Linked DNA regions of Homo sapiens: region 2 is linked to region 1. A link is an interaction called in ENCODE POLR2A ChIA-PET data of the cell type or tissue named here. Cell type or tissue: MCF 10A. All regions are shown on one strand. Links, peaks and the distances in the headings refer to the core of each region. The heading gives the core; the rest is flanking DNA.

Region 1 (8,320 bases), core at 234-8,233:
AAAAATACCTAGGTGTGATGATGGTGTCTGCAGTCTCAGCTACTTGGGAGGCTGAGGTGGGAGGATCACTTGAGGAGTTAGAGGCTGTAGTGAGGTATGATGGTGCCACTGCACTCCAGCCTGGGAGACAGAGTAAGAATCTATCTCTAAAAATAAATAAATAGGGCGGGGCACAGTGGCTCACGCCTATAATCCAGCACTTTGGGAGGCCCAAGAGGTGGATCTCTTGAGGCTAGGTGTTCAAGACCAGCTTGGCCAACATGGTGAAACCACATCTCTACTAAAAATACAAAAATTAAGGCCAGGTGTGGTGGCTCACACCTGTAATCCCAGCACTTTGGGAGGCCGAGGAGGGCAGATCACCTGAGGTTGGGAGTTCGAGACCAGCCTGACCAACATGGAGAAACCCCGTCTCTACTAAAAATACAAAATTAGCCAGGTGTGGTGGCACATGCCTGTAATCCCAGCTACTCAGGAGGCTGAAGCAGGAGAATCGCTTGAATCTGGAAGGTGGAGGTTGCGGTGAGCTGAGATCATGCCATTGCACTCCAGCCTGGGCAACAAGAGTGAAATTCCGTCTCAAAAAAAAAAAAAAAAAAAAAAATTAGCCAGGTGTGGTCATACGCACCTGTAATCCCAGCTACTCAGGAGGCTGAGGCAGGAGAATCACTTGAGCCTAGGAGGCAGAGGTTGCAGTGAGCCCACTGCATTCCAGCCTGGGTGACAGAGCAAGACTCTTGTCTCCAATAAATGAATAAAATAAATAAATAGGCTGGGCTTGGTGGCTCATGCCTGTAATCCCAGCACTTTGGGAGGCCGAGGCGGGTGGATCACCTGAGGTCAGGAGTTCGAGACCAGCCTGGCCAACATGGAGAAACCCCCGTCTCTACTAAAAATACAAAAATTAGCCGGGCTTGGTGGTGTGCACCTGTAGTCCTAGCTACTCGGGAGGCTGAGGCAGGAGAATCGCTTGAACCCGGGAGGTGGAGGTTGCAGTGAGCCAAAATCACGCCACTGCACTCCAGCCTGGGTGACAGAGTGCGACTCTGTCTCCAGAAAAACAAATAAAATAAATTTAAAAAAAGCAAACACAAGAATTAAAAAAAAAAGAAGCTGATTGTAAAGCACCAACCAAGCGGTGAGCAGTCTATGAGATGTGGAGGTCCCAATGTCAAGCAATGATTGTTTCCGAAGGAAACATGAGAGGAAAGGGAGGACCCTTGAGAATGGGGAGACTCAAGCCTGTTTTTGACAAATGAGAAGGAGCCCAAACCAAAGCAGAAGCAGACTGTGTGTGAGTGCGTGTGTGCAGGGGAGGAGAGGGATACACAGATTATATCCAGAGCATGGAAGGGCTCTCCTTAAAGACAAGGAGCTCTCTTTTTCTAAGACCAGAAGAAAGTAGGAAAGGTGGGTAAATCTACAGAGATGTCCTTAGGCAGTAGAAGAGTGAAGTGATAGGGTGATTTGTAAAATAGGGACCCCCGTCTTTGTCCTTCTCACCTCCCCACTGTGCTGAGGTGAGTTTGAGTTTCTTAGGACTGCCATAACCAATGACCACAAACTGGGTGGCTTAAAACAAGAACCACTGACTCCACTGCAGTTGTTTTATTGGCTCACACTTCTCAAGGTCAGAAGTCTGAAATCCAGGTGTTGGAGGGTTGGTTTCTTCTGGATACTCTCAGGGAGAATCTGTGCTGGCGTCTCCCCTAGCTTCCGGTGGTGGCTGGCCATTCTTCACATTCCTTGGCTTGCAGCCGCATCACTTCTGTCTCTGATCCATCTTCACATGGCATTTTCTCTGTGTCTCTGCATCCAAATTTCCCTATTCTAATAAGAACAACAGTTATTGGATGAGGACCCGCCCTAATCCAGTATGACCTCATTTGAACTAGATTACATCTGCAAAGACCCTATTTCTAAATAAGTCACATTCACAGGTACTGGGAATTAGGACTAGAACATATCTTTTGGGGGAACACAATTCGACCCACTACAAGGGTGTGCCGCAGAAGGTATAAAATGCTGCAGAAGTACAAGGTCACACCAAGGTCACTGGCTAAAGGAATCCTAAAATTGGTCCGGGTGGTAACTAACATCTGTAATTCCAGAACTTTGGGAGACCGAGGCGGGAGGATAACTTGAGCCCAGGAGTTCAAGACCAGCCTGGGCAATGTGGCAAGACCCTGTGTCTACAAAATATTTAAAAAATTAGCCAGGTGTGGTGGCAAGCACCTATGATCCCAGCTACTCCTCGGGAGGCTGAGGCAGGATAGTTGCTTGAGCCCAAGAAATTGAGGCTGCAGTGAACTGTGTTTGCCCCACTGCAATCCAGCCTGGGCGACAGAGTGAGACTCTGTCTCAAAAAATAAGTTTTTTTTTCTTTTTTTTGAGACAGAGTCTTGCTCGGTCACCCAGCCTGGAGTGCAGTGGTGCAATTTCAGCTCACTGCAACCTCCACCTCCTGGGTTCAAGCAATTCTCATGCCTCAGCCTCCTGAACAGCTGGGATTACAGGCTTGCACCATCATGCCTGGCTAAATTTTTGTATTTTTGTTAGAGACGGGGTTTTACCACGTTGGCCAGGCTGGTCTCCAACTCCTGAGCTCAGGCAATCCGCCTACCTCAGCCTCCCAAAGTGCTGGGATTACAGGCGTGAGCCACTTTGCCTGGCCAAAAAATATGCTTCTAACCATAAGCCAGATTCGTCTCCAACTTTTCCTCTTTTCCCCTTCCTCCACTTTCACCTTCCTTCCTCCAACTAGCTTTCTAGTTAATCCAGCTAAGAACACAGGTGCCGGATGAAAGGTGCCTGAAAGGTGACTGCCTTGCAGATGATTTAAGCTCTGGGGTTGCCCTAAGGGAAGTGGCGGCCAGAAAGAACTATATCTCAGGAGCAGGACTGGGAGGGAAGAGCCAGGGAGCCTGTCTGGAACCCTGATACTGTGCAATGGCCAGCCTTCCACTCCTCTAAAACCTTGCTTAGCCATAGAGGGTCAGACTACGGGAGCAGGCAGGTATCTTTAAATAGTTCATTTCTGCCATATTGGGGTCCATCTGGAGGTCTTAAAGAACTTGTAACTCTATGGACCCCATTCCAGAAAAATATATAAATGTTCACAAAAAAGTTGAGATCATGTCAAAAGCTTCATTGACATCCTTGAGCTTATTCATGAAGCCAAGGCTAAGAACCCCTGATCTAATATTCTCCCTCCACCATTTTTCCTAAGGACAAAACAGATCAGCAAGGATTATTGGTTTGTTCCACCTTGTGCAGCTGCTTAGAGGGGAGTCCAAGTCCAAAGTGCAAATTCTGATACTCTTGTTCTTTCTACCATATAGTGAGTTCGTTTCCATAAATAAAAACGACTTCTCCCCTTGAAGAAGCAGACTAAGAAGACACTGCTTTTTGAGGGAAGGGAGGAGGCATGTGGCTGGGACTGGCAGTGTGGGTAGACAAAGTGCCTCTCACCCCCAGCGAGATCCACTCATTCCAACGTAGATATTTGAAATGGACCTGGGTTCCCACTCTACAGAGGAGCACTGCGGGATCACTGAGCGCAGTCAGAGTTCCAGCTTTGAAGGACCTTGTCCTGCAGTCAGGGAGGTAAGCAGTATGTGTCCACAAACGGCTGTCGTGGAAGAGAAGACATTCTTGGGCTTTAAGGGGGACTGCAGATCCTTTCCAAGTCATCAAAGGAAGCAAGGTAGTCCGCTGATTTGTCTCCCTCTGAGACATTTAGGGGGAGAGCGCCTCACTTGCCAGAAAGACCAAGGACTGCACCGCAGACACCCACCTTTCTTTTCCTCATCCGGCGACACATCCTTCCTCCTGCCAACATCCTAACTCCTTTACACTCTGGGGACCAGCTCTTCTCAAATGCTGGCGCGGGGAACAGCCTATTTACCGCAGTTGAGGCGATTTTACTGGGAAATTCTCTTAGGAGCTCCTTGGAGAGGGAAAGCCTCACGGATTCGGCGGAGGTCTTAATCTGGAGATGTCCAAATTTAGGGGAAACCCTCCCCACCATTTGTCTCCAGGCTGTATTTTGGAGTTCTCAGATTAGGACCCTCTGGACTGGGGGCAAGATTTGTATGAGGGGGTCTCCAGCAGCTTGTGGGCTGGCCGCGTGCCAGGCCTGACTCCGTGTCCCCCACCCCCGGCTGCGCCTGGGCCTCGGGGGACCGGGAACCAGCCGGCGCCGCGTCCCCGCCTAGCGGGCGGGCCGGGGACCCCTCCCCTCCGCCCGTCCCCTCCTCCCCTGCTGCCGCCTCCCGGAGGGACGGCCTGGGGAGGGGAGAGAGGAGGGACGGGCCGGCGGCGGCGGGGCTGTGGCCACGGGGGAGCGGGTGGCGGCCGCGGGGCCCCGGTGAGCCGGGCCGGGGTGCACGGGGGCCGAGGCGGCCTCCGAGCCGGGCCGGAGCTGTCGGGAGCCTGGGAAACACGGCCCAGGCGACTTTCTCCCGGGAGTTGTAGTCTTGCTCTGGGGGCGGCGCGCGGCCCGGCTTTCGGGGCGAGTTTTCTCGCGGGGCGGGCGGCGCGCGCGGAGGCTGAGGGGGAGGGGGAGCATGCCCGGCTGGAGCCCGGCCTCGGGGCGCGCCCCGGCCGCCGTCCCCACCTCCGCCTCCTCCTTCTCCTCCTCCGTCTCCTCCTCCTCCTCTTCCAGTCCCGCCGCCGCGGCAGCCAACATGGCTGCGCTCCGGAGCCCGGGAGGCGGCCGCTGCTGAGCGCCGCCCGCCGCCCCGGGCCCCCAGCCCGCCCAGGCCCCGGCCCATGGCTCCCGCCGCCTCACGGCTCCCGGCGCCCTAGGGCTGCTGCCGAGGTGCTCGCCTGCCCGCCCGCCGGCCTCGGGGGGCCCGGGAGGCGTCCGGCGGGGCGGGGCGGCGCGGCCCGCCACCATGGAGCCCCAGCGCCGGGAGCTGCTCGCCCAGTGTCAGCAGAGCCTGGCCCAGGCCATGACGGAGGTGGAAGCCGTGCTCGGGCTGCTCGAGGCCGCGGGAGCGCTCAGTCCCGGCGAGCGGCGGCAGCTGGACGAGGAGGCGGGAGGCGCCAAGGCGGAGCTGCTGCTCAAGCTGCTCTTGGCCAAGGAGCGGGACCACTTCCAGGACCTGCGGGCGGCGCTGGAGAAGACGCAGCCTCACCTGCTGCCCATTCTCTACCTGAACGGCGTCGTCGGGCCGCCGCAGCCCGCCGAAGGCGCGGGTGAGTGGCAGACCCTTGGCCCCCGCCTCTGGGACGCGCCCTCCGCTTCTCCCTCCTGCTGGCCGAGGGTACCTCGCCGGGGCCGCCGCTCCACCTGGCGATGGCCTCGGTGGACTCGCTCCTCTGGCCCAGTTGGGGAGGCGGCGGTGCGCGGATCCCGAAGTCCCGCCGCCTCCCCCAGTCCCGCCGTTCGCTGTGAACAATGCCCCCCGCTGAAGGCCTTCACTCTCAGGTGCCTCGACGACAGGGTCCCCGGGGGCCACCAGGTCCAGTAGCGGGTAGGGGGTACCTCGGAGGATGTCCATCAGTCCCTTTTCTGAGGCTCCTCACCGTCCGCTAGCTTTGGCACCCTGTGCTAGCCTTTAACCAAGGGTACCGTCCAGAAGAATGGGACTTGGGCCAGGACCCCTACTCTTAAGTTTTGGTCGCTGCCATCCTGTGCCGGGGCCACAACTGCTTTTTCATTTTCTGGCTGTCCCAGCTCCTTTTTCTCTGCTCAGAGCCCAGTCTCTCCCAGACTGGTGGCTGATTGTGCACAACGCCTGCCTGGGTTTCTTTGGAAACTGGGCCCGGAAAAGTTGGGGAAGTTGCATTGCACCATGGGAAAATCCTAGTAGTGGCTGCTGGGGCTAAGTTCTCTCCCTGAGAGCACAGAGCTGCTTAACGAGGAAGGCTGGTGACTGGTTCCCTTGAGGGTGCCTTTTGGAACCCCTGTGTCTTTGGTCTTGGGGATGACTGATTTGTAAGTGTGTGTCTGGGTGCAGGAACGGATACTGGCGGGAGTTTCTGACAAGTGGTAGGCTTGTCCTGGCCTGGCCGTGGAGTGTGGAAGCCAGCCTTTTTAGACAAGGCAGCTGGAGGAAGAAGACATGGCACTGAGGGAGGAGGAGAACTAGCATTTATTGGGCATCTACTGTTGTGGCAGGCGCTCTGCTTTATCACGTTCAGTTGTCGTTGCCACTATGTGAGCTTTCTGTTATTCTTTGCCAGAGAGAAAACTCTGGCTTGGAGTGGTTAAAATGCTCAGAAAGTATTGGGCACCAGGAATTTTGAATTATAACCTATTGTTTGATTTAACTTGTTCAGAGCCAGGAAACAAAGTGCCATCTTTCTAGGTCTTGTCCCTGTTTTAACAGTGAATCGATAGGTACAGTAAAAATAAATAAGGATATATGTATAAAAGAAAAACAAGTGAACCGAGAGGGCTGAGAAACTGCCCTTAGCAACCTGAAGGTCAAAGGCTGATGGGACCCATTTATTTGGCTGTTAAAAGCCCCACTTATTAAGGGAATGATTTTATAAGGCATTCCTGGTAACAGCTCTCTTACGTTGGCCATCTTAACCTCAATTTTTGTAGCTGCAGGAAACTGACAGAGAGACTAAATTGCTGGCCACACAGCAGGTCATTTCATTGGTGGCCCTCCCGTCTCCACTTTGAGCTTCTGACTTGCATCTCTGTCCCTCAAACCTGCATTCTTTCCCCCCAGTTGTGGTCATGTCAGAGTTACTGGGCAAACCTAGTCCTTTCCTGGGATAGTGCTTTGGGAGATGCTAGGAAGGGACTGTCAGATGTGGCCATGAGGATAAGGACAGAGGGGATCTCAACAAAGTAATTTTTTTCTTTTTAATTGTATCTATGTATCTATCTAATCTATCTCTGAATGAAGAAGTTAAGATCTGTTTCTGAAAGTCTTTCGTAAAGCACAGAACTTAGTACAGACTGGAAGTCTGCGTTGGGAAGCATGTGAATCAACGCTCGCCTTAATCTCTGAAAATTGATTGATGGATCAATTGCCATTAATTAGGTCTCACCCTTTCCGTGTCTGGTGGAGAATGTGGGGCCTCATGGGGCTGAAGTTCTAGGAGCTAGTCTTGACCTCTAAGGAAGGCAGAGATTAGGGTTTGGATTTTATCCCCTAGGGCATTGATTTCAGACCCCAGTTTTACCACAATGCAGAGTTATGTGACTTTGGAGAGGGTCATGAAATCCTTAGAAAAATACTTTTCAAGGAGAAGTTAAGTTCATTTTACTTAATGCATTAGAAAAACGCTGGTTGGGTGTGGTGGCTCATGCCTGTAATCCCAGCACTTTGGGAGGCCGAGGCGGGCAGATCTCTTAAGGCCAGGAGTTCGAGACCAGCCTGGCCAACATGGTGAAACCCCGTCTCTAATAAAAATACAAAAATTAACTGGGCGTGGTTGTGGGCGCCTGTAGTCCCAGCTACTTGGGAGGCTGAGGCAGGAGAATCACTTGAATCTGGGAAGTGGAGGTTACAGTGAGTTGACATGGTGCCCTTGGATTCCAGCCTAGGTGACAGAGCAAGACTCCTTCTCAAAAAAAAAGAAAGAAAAAAGTTAGGACAGCATTTGGTATGGCAAGATGCCACCTGAAGCCCCTGGGGAAGAGGGTGACATGGTGTGTCAGCAAACAGTGGCGTGTTGGGGGCTTTTGTTTTTTTGAGACAGGGTCTCACTGTGTCACCCAGGCTGGAGTGCAGTGGCACAATCTCGGCTCACTGCAGCCTCCGCCTCCTGGTCTCAAGCCATCCTCCTGCCTCAGCCCCGCAAGTAGCTGGGACCACAGGCACATGCCACCACACCAGCTAATTTTTGTATATTGTGTAGAGATGGCATTTCTCCATGTTGTCTAGGATGGTCTCGAACTCCTGAGCTCAAGCGATCTGCTTGCCTCAGCCTCCCAAAAGTGTTGGGATTACAGGCGTGAGCCACTGCCCCGGCGCAGGGGAGGCTCCTTTGTGAAGGGTAAATTGCTGTGTTGTAGGTCTCCACTTTTTTGCTTTTTTTTCTTTTAGCCAGGAAGTATTCCTTATGGTCAAAGCTCAGTGCATAAGAGAGCGGCTCTGGCTGAAGGAATGGAAGTCTTCTTCCTTGAGGAGCCATAGTCAGGAAAACCCAGCACTTGGTCCTGCCTCCTTCCACTCCTGAGTGATTTCCACTCTGTGCTCTGGGCAGCAGCTCTGGGTTTGAATTGGCCTCAGTTCGAGGCCATTGCGGAGCCTGAGAGAGGAACCAGCTGGCTCCCTGGGATCCTTAGCGTCAAGGGGTGGCTGCTTTGGCACCGATTCTCTGTTGGAGATGATGCCATCACCCACCTAGG
Region 2 (8,320 bases), core at 69-8,068, 62 kb after region 1:
AAGTCCAGATCTGCTGAGCGCGCCTCCTCTGCTTGGCCCGTGGATGTGGATTTCTAGTGCCTGGTGCATGTAGCTCTCATGGCCTGGCATTGACTGATGATCAGCTGGCTTGGGGTGAAGACGAGTGACCCCTTGGGGTTAGTAACATGGTCTCCCCTCTTTCCCCAGGTTCTACCTACAGCGTCCTGTCCACCATGCCCTCAGACTCAGAAAGCAGCAGCTCCCTCAGCAGTGTGGGTGAGTACCACTGTCTGGGGAGGACACCGGGTGGGCCAGGGGTCTGGGTGAAAGCCAAGGCAGCTGGGGTTCATGGGAGAGGAAGCTGGTTCTCCCTTGTCAGATTACTCACAGGATCATCCTTCCGTTGATTTCATTTACATTTTCTCCCATCATCAGAAACCCAGTTCTGATGTTAGAAGGAGGTGGGGAGGTGAGTGCTGGGAAGCACATGTTTTGCCATTGTTTACTTTGTCAGGGCACAGGGCTTCTAGGGGAGCCTGTTGACCCACCATCCCCACCCCAACCCCAAAGGCCTTGTAGTAACTCAGTGACCACTGCCCAGGAGACTCACCCCTTTTGGAGTTTCCTTGGGGATAGGCATTGCCAGTCCATGCTGAATTGGGTGTGTTTCTCTGAATATGGGTTTCAGAAAGCCCATAAAATGAGGCCAGCCCTTCTCTGAAGTCCAGCAGGAAGGCCGCAGTGGTTTCTCAGGCTTCCCACACCTCTGTGACCCATTCCCTCTGTTTAGCACCTCTAGTGGGGTTTCTCATGGCCTGATCTGACCATGATGGATGCAGACACCTTCAGTGGTGAGTCCCGGCCATCTTTTGAGCCCGAAGGACTCACAGAGGTCATCTACTCCAATTATTTTCTTTTCCCTCTGCAGAGAGATGGGGAAATTGACATTCTGGGAGGGGGAGTCACATGCCTGAGATTCTAGAACTAGTCAGGACAGCTCTTTCATATGTCAGCTCACATCTTGAACACCTCCAGTGTGCCAGAGGTGGGCTTGGGCCGTAGTGGCGAATTAGGCAGATGTGGGCCCCACACTCCTGGATGTTAGGGTCTTTTGGTGGGAAACAGTTAAATAAGTAGCTGCAGTAAGGGAAGGTAGTGTGATAAGAGGGAAGACAGTGACCAGCCGGCGAGTTCCATCTTAGTTTTCTAGGGCTGCTATAACAAAGTGCCGCAGACCAGGTGGCTTACACAGCAGAAATTGATTGTCTCACAGTTCTGGAGGACAGAAGCCCAAGATCAAAGTGTCAGTGAGGCCACGCAGGCTGAAGGCGCTAGGGAGAGATCTGTCCCGGGCCTCTCTCCTCGCTTCTGGTGGCTTGCTGGTAATCCTTGGTGCTCCTTGGTTTGCCGACATCACACTGATCTCTGCCTTTGTGTTCACATGATGTTCTCCGTCCATGTGTGTCTGTCTCCAAATTTCCCCTTTTAATAAGGACACTGGTCAGATTGGCCTAGGAGCCTGCCTTACGGCAGCAAGACCTCATCTTAAATTGATCATCTGTAAAGACTATTTCACCATCAGCAATAACTGCTGTGGGCTGAGCAGTGTCCCTCTCGGGACTCCCCTTTTAGAATGCAAATGCGCCTCGGAAAGATAACGCTTTGACCTTTCCAAATAAGGTTCACATTCACATTTACTGGATTGGGACTTTAGCATCTTTTGGGGGGCCACAACTCCACCCATAAAAACACAGTTCCTCCCATAACCCTCATCCTGTTTAGGGCTCAGGGCAGGCCCTTCTGGGACTGCAATTCAAAGCTCCCAACGGTATCCTATTACTTTGTTCTGCCTGCTTTTGGTGCCCGGAGACATATCAATGGAATGATGGGATTGTTGGAATTTGGAATGTGGGACTCACCCTTCAGGAAGTGCATGGAGTGGGGCAGTCAGGATCAGTAGATGGGGAAGGTGAGGCTTTTTAAGGTGGACTGGGTAAGCCCTGAGCATACTCCTCTGACCTGTCTAGTTTTTCACCCTTCACCAATATCTGTCTAACAGATAGCAATCAGTAAACTCATTCCCATCGGCATTTCAAGGGTTAAATCGTTACCTTTCCTAGGCACATGTGCATTCTAAAAGGGGATTCCAGAGAGGGGTATTTGCCTAACCCATAGCAATTACTGCTGATGGTGGAATTCCCAGCCTGAGTAGGAAGATATTTCTTGGGCAGCTGGACCCCAGCATATTCTGGAAGAAGCGTCATGGCCGTGACCCACCAGTTGGTTCTGCACTCACCTGAAGCTGACTCAGTCCTTGCGATGGAGCCGTCAACAGTATCTCTGTGCTCTTCCTGGGCATCACAGGCAGGCAGAGTGCAGTGCTCTGATGTGTTTCTTGGAGCAGGATGGGTCTGTACTGTCTGTGTCTGGATATTTAATGCTGAAATAACTGGTTGCATCCCTTCTGGGCAAAGCCTCTTGAGTTCACAGGGAACCGAGTTTTGCTTCTCTTGCTCTTCTGCTTGAGATTGCCATTGTCCTTTGGGTGCAGGCAGCAGGGAACACCCACTCATACCACCTTAACCAATCAGGAAATGTATGAGCTCCCATATGAGGCTGTGCTGAGGTCAGCCAGTACATGGGGATGCAGCTCTGCCCTCCTCTGTGTGGTGTCTTCACACAGTCTCATGGCGGGGTGTCTGTAGCAGCAGCTCCAGCCATCACATCCAGACCTGACAGTGTCCAGGTCTGCAGTGTCCAGTATGGGCGCCACTAAACACAGGTGGCTACTTAAATTTAAATGAATTAAAATGAAATTTAAATTTCTAGTTTCTCAGGCAAATCCACCACATTTCAAGTGCTCTGTAGCCATCTGCGGTGAGTGGCAGAAGAAGAAGGCGGGGTTCTTATGAGCAAAGGAACCTGTTCCAGAGTCCATCAGTATGGCCTCCTTTCATTGACCACAGTTGGCTGCTTGTTTGTGCCGAAACCAGTGGCTCACAAAGCCTGGTCGCTGGACCACTGGGGCACTTATTAGAGATGCAGGTTTGAGCCTCCTCCCACCCCTGCTGCATCAGAAACGCTGAGGGTTTCTACAGCTTAATAGCCCTCCAGTTTGAGATGGGCTGGCCCAACCTCATCCCTGAGAAGGGAACCAGAATGTCTGTACCAGGCTTGTACCAGTCCCTCGGGGTGGAGTGCCTGGTGGGGCTGGCCCTGGCTGGGAGCACTCTAGCACCTGCCAGGGAGTTCCTGCTGGCTCAGCCACACCTGATGAGAGGCAGAAGTCTTTGCAAGCACACACCGCCCTGGCAGGAGGGGCCGCTGGTAAGGTCACATGGTGATCTTAGGAACCTGAGAAAAGGCAAGAGCAAGATCCTTATAATAAAAACATCACTTCCACTTTTCCATTTACATCTCCCTAAATGGAAACGGCTGGGAAAACAATGGCAGGTTGTATTCAGCATGAGAAGAAATTGGAGGCTGAAGCCTGGGGCGTGTAGACAGCGTTCTCTCAGGCGGTCTGTCGGGTCTCGGATCTCCAGCCTGGCCCTACTCACAACTCGCCACACCTTTGCCAACAGCCTTAAAGGCAGCAGGTCTTTGTGCCAAGGCCTCCTCGGGCAGTTTTCATCAGCTAAGCACACACAGCTTCCCCGAGGCCCTCCCCCGCTTCCTGCGCCTGTTGTTGTGACCTGCCCCCGACCCTACCTGGTGGATCTGCCTGGGGACTGCACACTCGTTTCAGGCAATCAGTACTTTTTTCCTCCCCATTCATCCTGACCTAATTTCTCAGTAGCCTTTTATTTCTCATCTTGGAAAACTGGGGAGGTTTTAAGGAGGAGAAGAGACATTCTTGGGCAGCACTTATAAAGCCAGCCTTAAATTCCATGAAGATTGAAATAGCAGAAGATTTCTTATTAAATGGAGAGGTCTCCAGGCTTATCGGCAGGAGAAATTGCTGGAGGGCTTCTCTCATATCCCAGGGAAGATTCCTTGAAAGTGCTTCTTCTGGTTGACAGGGGAAGGTGGGGTGAGCCATCAGGGAAGTGGGGGCTGCCACTGACGCCCTGTGACCTCTGATCCTTCATTCCTGGCCCAGACTTTTGGGTCAGGGGTAATCCTTTGCAAAGCCAATTTATCAGAGATGGGAATGCCTCCTCCTTGTGGGGCAGGTGTTTGGTACTCATAGGGATCACGGTGAACACGGCCCCAAATGTTATCACACTGCCAGGGAGACAGGCACTGTCTGGCACGACTGGCTATTCTGTTCTGTGTAGAGCAGAAAGAAAGAAGTAACTCAAGGGAAGAAGCAGTTAGTTCTGATGAGGGGAATCACAGAAAGCTTCCTGGAGGAAGTGGCCCTTGGACTGGGCCTTCCAGGAAAAGTGCTCTGGACTAGATGCAGCTGGGAAGTAGTTGGCCATGGCTGCTTATGGTGGTTTGGGTTCTGAAAACCAGACCCTGAGTCAAGGGTTCGAAAGCAAGTCTTTGATCTGGCTGGAGATCTGGGGCCTGGGCTTCCAGCATTGGAATCTAACCTCCTTTCACTCCAAGCTGGGGAAACGCTGAACTGGAGTCATGTACTCATTGACTAAGAGGGGTGTCCCCCTTAGGCCTTCATTGTCAAGGACATCAGTGGGGGATTTCTTTAAAGGCAGTGGCTGCTGGATAGCCAGTAAAACAAAGGAGAAATATGCAAATGCAACTTTGGTCTGGAACAGAGGTTCTCAAACTCTAGCAGGCATCGGAATCACCCGGAGGGCTTTTACCACACGGAGTGCTGCAGGGACTTACTCCCAGGGTTTCTGATTCAGTGGGTCTGGGTGGGACCTGAAATTTTGCCTAGCAGGTTCTCTAGTGAAGCTTAGGTGCTTTAAGAAGCACTCGTTCACCCCAGGCAGGGCCTGGGTCTTTCCTGGACGGCTCTGGGTGTCCTGAGTTGTAGGTGAGGATGACGTGGTGCTCTGATGACTGTGGCTCTGGGTGTCCTGAGTTGTAGGTGAGGATGACGTGGTGCTCTGATGACTGTGCTCTGCCACTGCTTTGCCTCTCCCGGGCAGCCAGGGCCTGGAGGTGGCCAGGAAGTTTACCTGGACATCTCTCTGGCTCCTGGAAGCACAGGCATACAGGGCCTGGAAGCAAAGGTGAGACCTGCCCAGCTGTAAGACCAAGGATGCGCCTCCAGGGTCAGTGGGAGCATGACAGTGAGGGAGCCCAGGACAAAGGGCGGTGGCTGAGAAATCCACCCAGCTGCCAGTTCATTTGCTGAGCCTCGGTGGTGGTGACCATAGCAGCCAGGGCAACTGAAGGAGCTGAGGATTCCTGTGATGGGGACACTCCCTTCTGCCCTCCTTCTTACACCCAGGTCAGAGGGAGGCTGGCCGCCCCAAGGTCCTCATGGCTGGAGACTGAGATGGGTTGTGTTGGGACGGCTCTGAGCCCCTTCCTTCTGTCCTGCTTCCTTCTCTCCTCTTCCAGCTTCCTCGTAAGGCAGGGCTGTGTCTTCCTGTTGCCTCCTTTACAAAATGGGGGTGAAAAGAGCAGCGCAGGGCTGGCTGCTCTTTGTCTCCATCCAGAGCCTGCTCCTGATCTGGTGTCTTCCTGTTTTGGGCCATTTTAGTCCAAACCAAATCCCTTACCTCTGAAATCTGATCCTGAACACCAAAAGGAAAAGGACAATCTGCCTCCTTCTCCAGTGGTTGCCAGACTTGGGTAAGGAAAGCCTGAGGTCACGGGAGAGTTGACAGCTTTGCATTTGAGTCCAGAAGAACAACTGCACAAGGTTAGAACTGCATTGGAAGCTTTTGTTGGCAGCTACTTTGGAGGCTTTTGTTGACAACCCAGCTTTATGTTAGTTTCTGTTTTGCCTGTTTTTAAAAAGTTTACTGTAAATAACCACAGTGACAGCAGAGGAGGTTGGTCCTCATCTCTTTACCTGTCAACATCACTCTTAGGATGATGGCTTCATTCAGGGCATCACAGTTTGGTTTTCTTAAAAAAATAGGCTAGGTGTGGTTGCTCAAACCTATAATCCCAGCACTTTGGGAGGCCAAGGCAGAAGGATTGCTTGAGCCCAGGAGTTTGAGACTAGCCTGGGCAACATAGTGGGGCCCTGTCGCTACAATAAATAAAAATAATAATAATTAGCCAGGCATGGTAGCACACCCCTGTAGTCCCAGCTGCTTGGGAGGCTGAGGTGGGAGGATTGCTTGAGCCCAGGAGGTGGAGGTTGTAGTGAGCCTTGATTGTGTCACTGCACTCTAGCCTGGGTGACAGAGCAAGACCCTGTCTCAAAAAAGAAATTTTTTTTTGTTAAGGTTATGTTCATTGAGATATAATTTACATACAGTAAAATGTATTTTTTGTAAGTATACAGTTCAAGTTTTGACAAATAGTCATGCAACCATTGCTACTTTTAAGATGCAAAACACTGCCCTCTGTATCTTAAAAATTCCCTCTGCACTTTTGCAATCTGCCCTTTCCCCACCTTCAGTCCTTGGCAGCCACTCATCTCTTTTCTGTCCCTGTAGTGTTGCCCTTCCCAGAATGTCATATGAATGGTTGTGTAGTATGTAGCTTTTAGAGTCAGGCTTCTTTTGATTAACGCAGGGCATTCCAGCTTCCCCCACACCCTGTGTGTGTCCGCAGTTGTATTAGTCATTCATCCCTTTTCATTGCTGAGTAATACTCCATCATAAGGACATAACACAGTTGTTTATTCATTCCCTAGCTGCTCTAAACAGCTGTGTGCTGGTTTTTGTTTGAACATAAATTCTCATTTCTCCTGGGTAAAATACCTAAGAATGGGATTGCTGGGTGGTATGGCAATTGCATGTTTAGCTTTATAAGAAACTGTCAAACTGTTTTCTGAAGTGGCTGCATGACTTTGTATTCTCATCAGCAGTGTTTGAGAATTCCAGTTTTGAGAATCCAGCTGTATCCTTGCCAGCATTTGGTGGCATTGCTTTTTATTTTAGCCATTCTGATGGGCATATGGTGGTAAAGGAACTTCATGGTTGTCTTCAAATGCTTGCAGGTCTATTGCATACAAGAAATCCAGTTGTTCCCTGTGGCCCTTAGGGGTTAGATCAAGGGTCAGTGGAGGGAATGTCCAGGGACAGATTAACTCAGTAGAGGGCATAATTTTAGGGAGAGAGATAAGATGGGCTCTGCTGGGAAGTAGTGAGCTCCTTTGCTGTAGAATTTGGTCTTGGTGGCCATTTGAGGGATCCTGACAACCATTTGGATGGTAGGACTGCATCATTTTCAGAATATCTGTCAACCTCTAGATGCAAGTAAAAAGACAAAAACTTCAGTTGAATGGGGATTGAGAGGATTTTCTGCAACCCTTGCTGTTCTTTTGGAACTTCTGGGCGTAGCACATCTTGAGATTGGTCATGAGGTCCCCTGTGGCCCTCCTTGGCCCTCCCCATCCCCCAATTACAAAAGGCCGGAGGCATCGGCTGCACTTTCTGCTGGGTCTGAGAGCCTGATGTGTGATGGATCTTGGGTCTGGTTGACCTTACTTTCTGTATGTGTCCTGTATGCTCAAGCCTTTGGGCCAAGAGAAGTGGAACGAGAATCCTTCCCTATTAGGAGGCATTGTTGTGGAGTGGTTGAGGTGTTGGCTTTGGCGTCAGAGCTGAGTGTGCATGGGAATCCCATTTTCCTAGCCATGTAGTCTTTCTGACGTGTTTCTCAAGGAGCAATCCTAGCACAACCCCAGTAGGGAGCTGTGGAGATTAATGAGTTGAAGGTAGAGTGTCTTTAGCACAGAACCCAGTGCTTGGGCAGTGCTTGGCACATGTCGTTGCTACTTTATCTGTGTGGCCAGCCACGCCCAGGTCCTCATGGCTGTAGACTGAGACGTCTGGAGACAGAGATGGGGTGTGTTGGGATGGCTCTGAGCCCCTCCTTCTGTCCTGCCGCCTCCTCTCCTCTCTCCAGCTTCTTTGAAAGCCAGGGCTGCATCTTTATGTTGCCTCGTTTATACAATGGGGATGAAAATTCAAAATTTCTTGTCTCCCCAAAGGCAGGTTACTGGGCCTGGTGGTGCTTTTCTGTTGTGAAACTGGACATTTGATGTTTCTCTGCTATTTCTTGAACTTGACTATAGCATAGAATAGCCATTCTGAAAGTGTGGCCTGATGTCCCTGAGGTCCTTTCAGAGGGCTCGTGAGGTGAGACTGTTTTCATAATGATACTAGGATGTCACTGGTCTTTTCTGCTTCCATCCTCACATGGGTGTAGAGTCTAGTTTTCTAAAGATTCCATCCTGGGTGTGTGACATTACAGAGATGAGACTCCAGCTGTCTCTGTGAAGCTGGATGTTAAACAGCCTGTGTAACAAAATGCA

What was found. ChIA-PET counts read pairs that join two places held together with the same protein. Peaks named below come from ENCODE experiments on the same cell type or tissue, not always from the same donor. Only the 100,000 strongest peaks of a DNase experiment are listed, where the experiment ranks them.
Region 2: POLR2A ChIA-PET joins it to region 1 with 11 read pairs; 6 of 35 experiments call an interaction of 5 or more read pairs at or near these places.

What each region holds. Positions count from the first base shown.
Region 1 is chr10:77,923,099-77,931,418 of GRCh38, reverse strand. DLG5 (discs large MAGUK scaffold protein 5) reads left to right here and starts at 4,664. Exons shown (of 32, transcript NM_004747.4): 1 at 4,664-5,202. The coding sequence starts at 4,899. It overlaps DLG5-AS1 (DLG5 antisense RNA 1), which reads right to left and starts at 4,607. Exons shown (of 1, transcript NR_024585.1): 1 at 1,594-4,607. RefSeq lists a silencer at 2,795-2,971. In MCF 10A, for the core only: no CTCF peak of the experiment used is centred there; a DNase peak (open chromatin) is centred at 4,628.
Region 2 is chr10:77,861,046-77,869,365 of GRCh38, reverse strand. DLG5 (discs large MAGUK scaffold protein 5) reads left to right here. Exons shown (of 32, transcript NM_004747.4): 2 at 169-237. Among named protein-coding and RNA genes, the nearest start is that of DLG5, 62 kb to the left of the region's middle. RefSeq lists enhancers at 912-2,111, 2,651-3,408, 4,926-5,685. In MCF 10A, for the core only: no CTCF peak of the experiment used is centred there; DNase peaks (open chromatin) are centred at 3,565 and 6,495.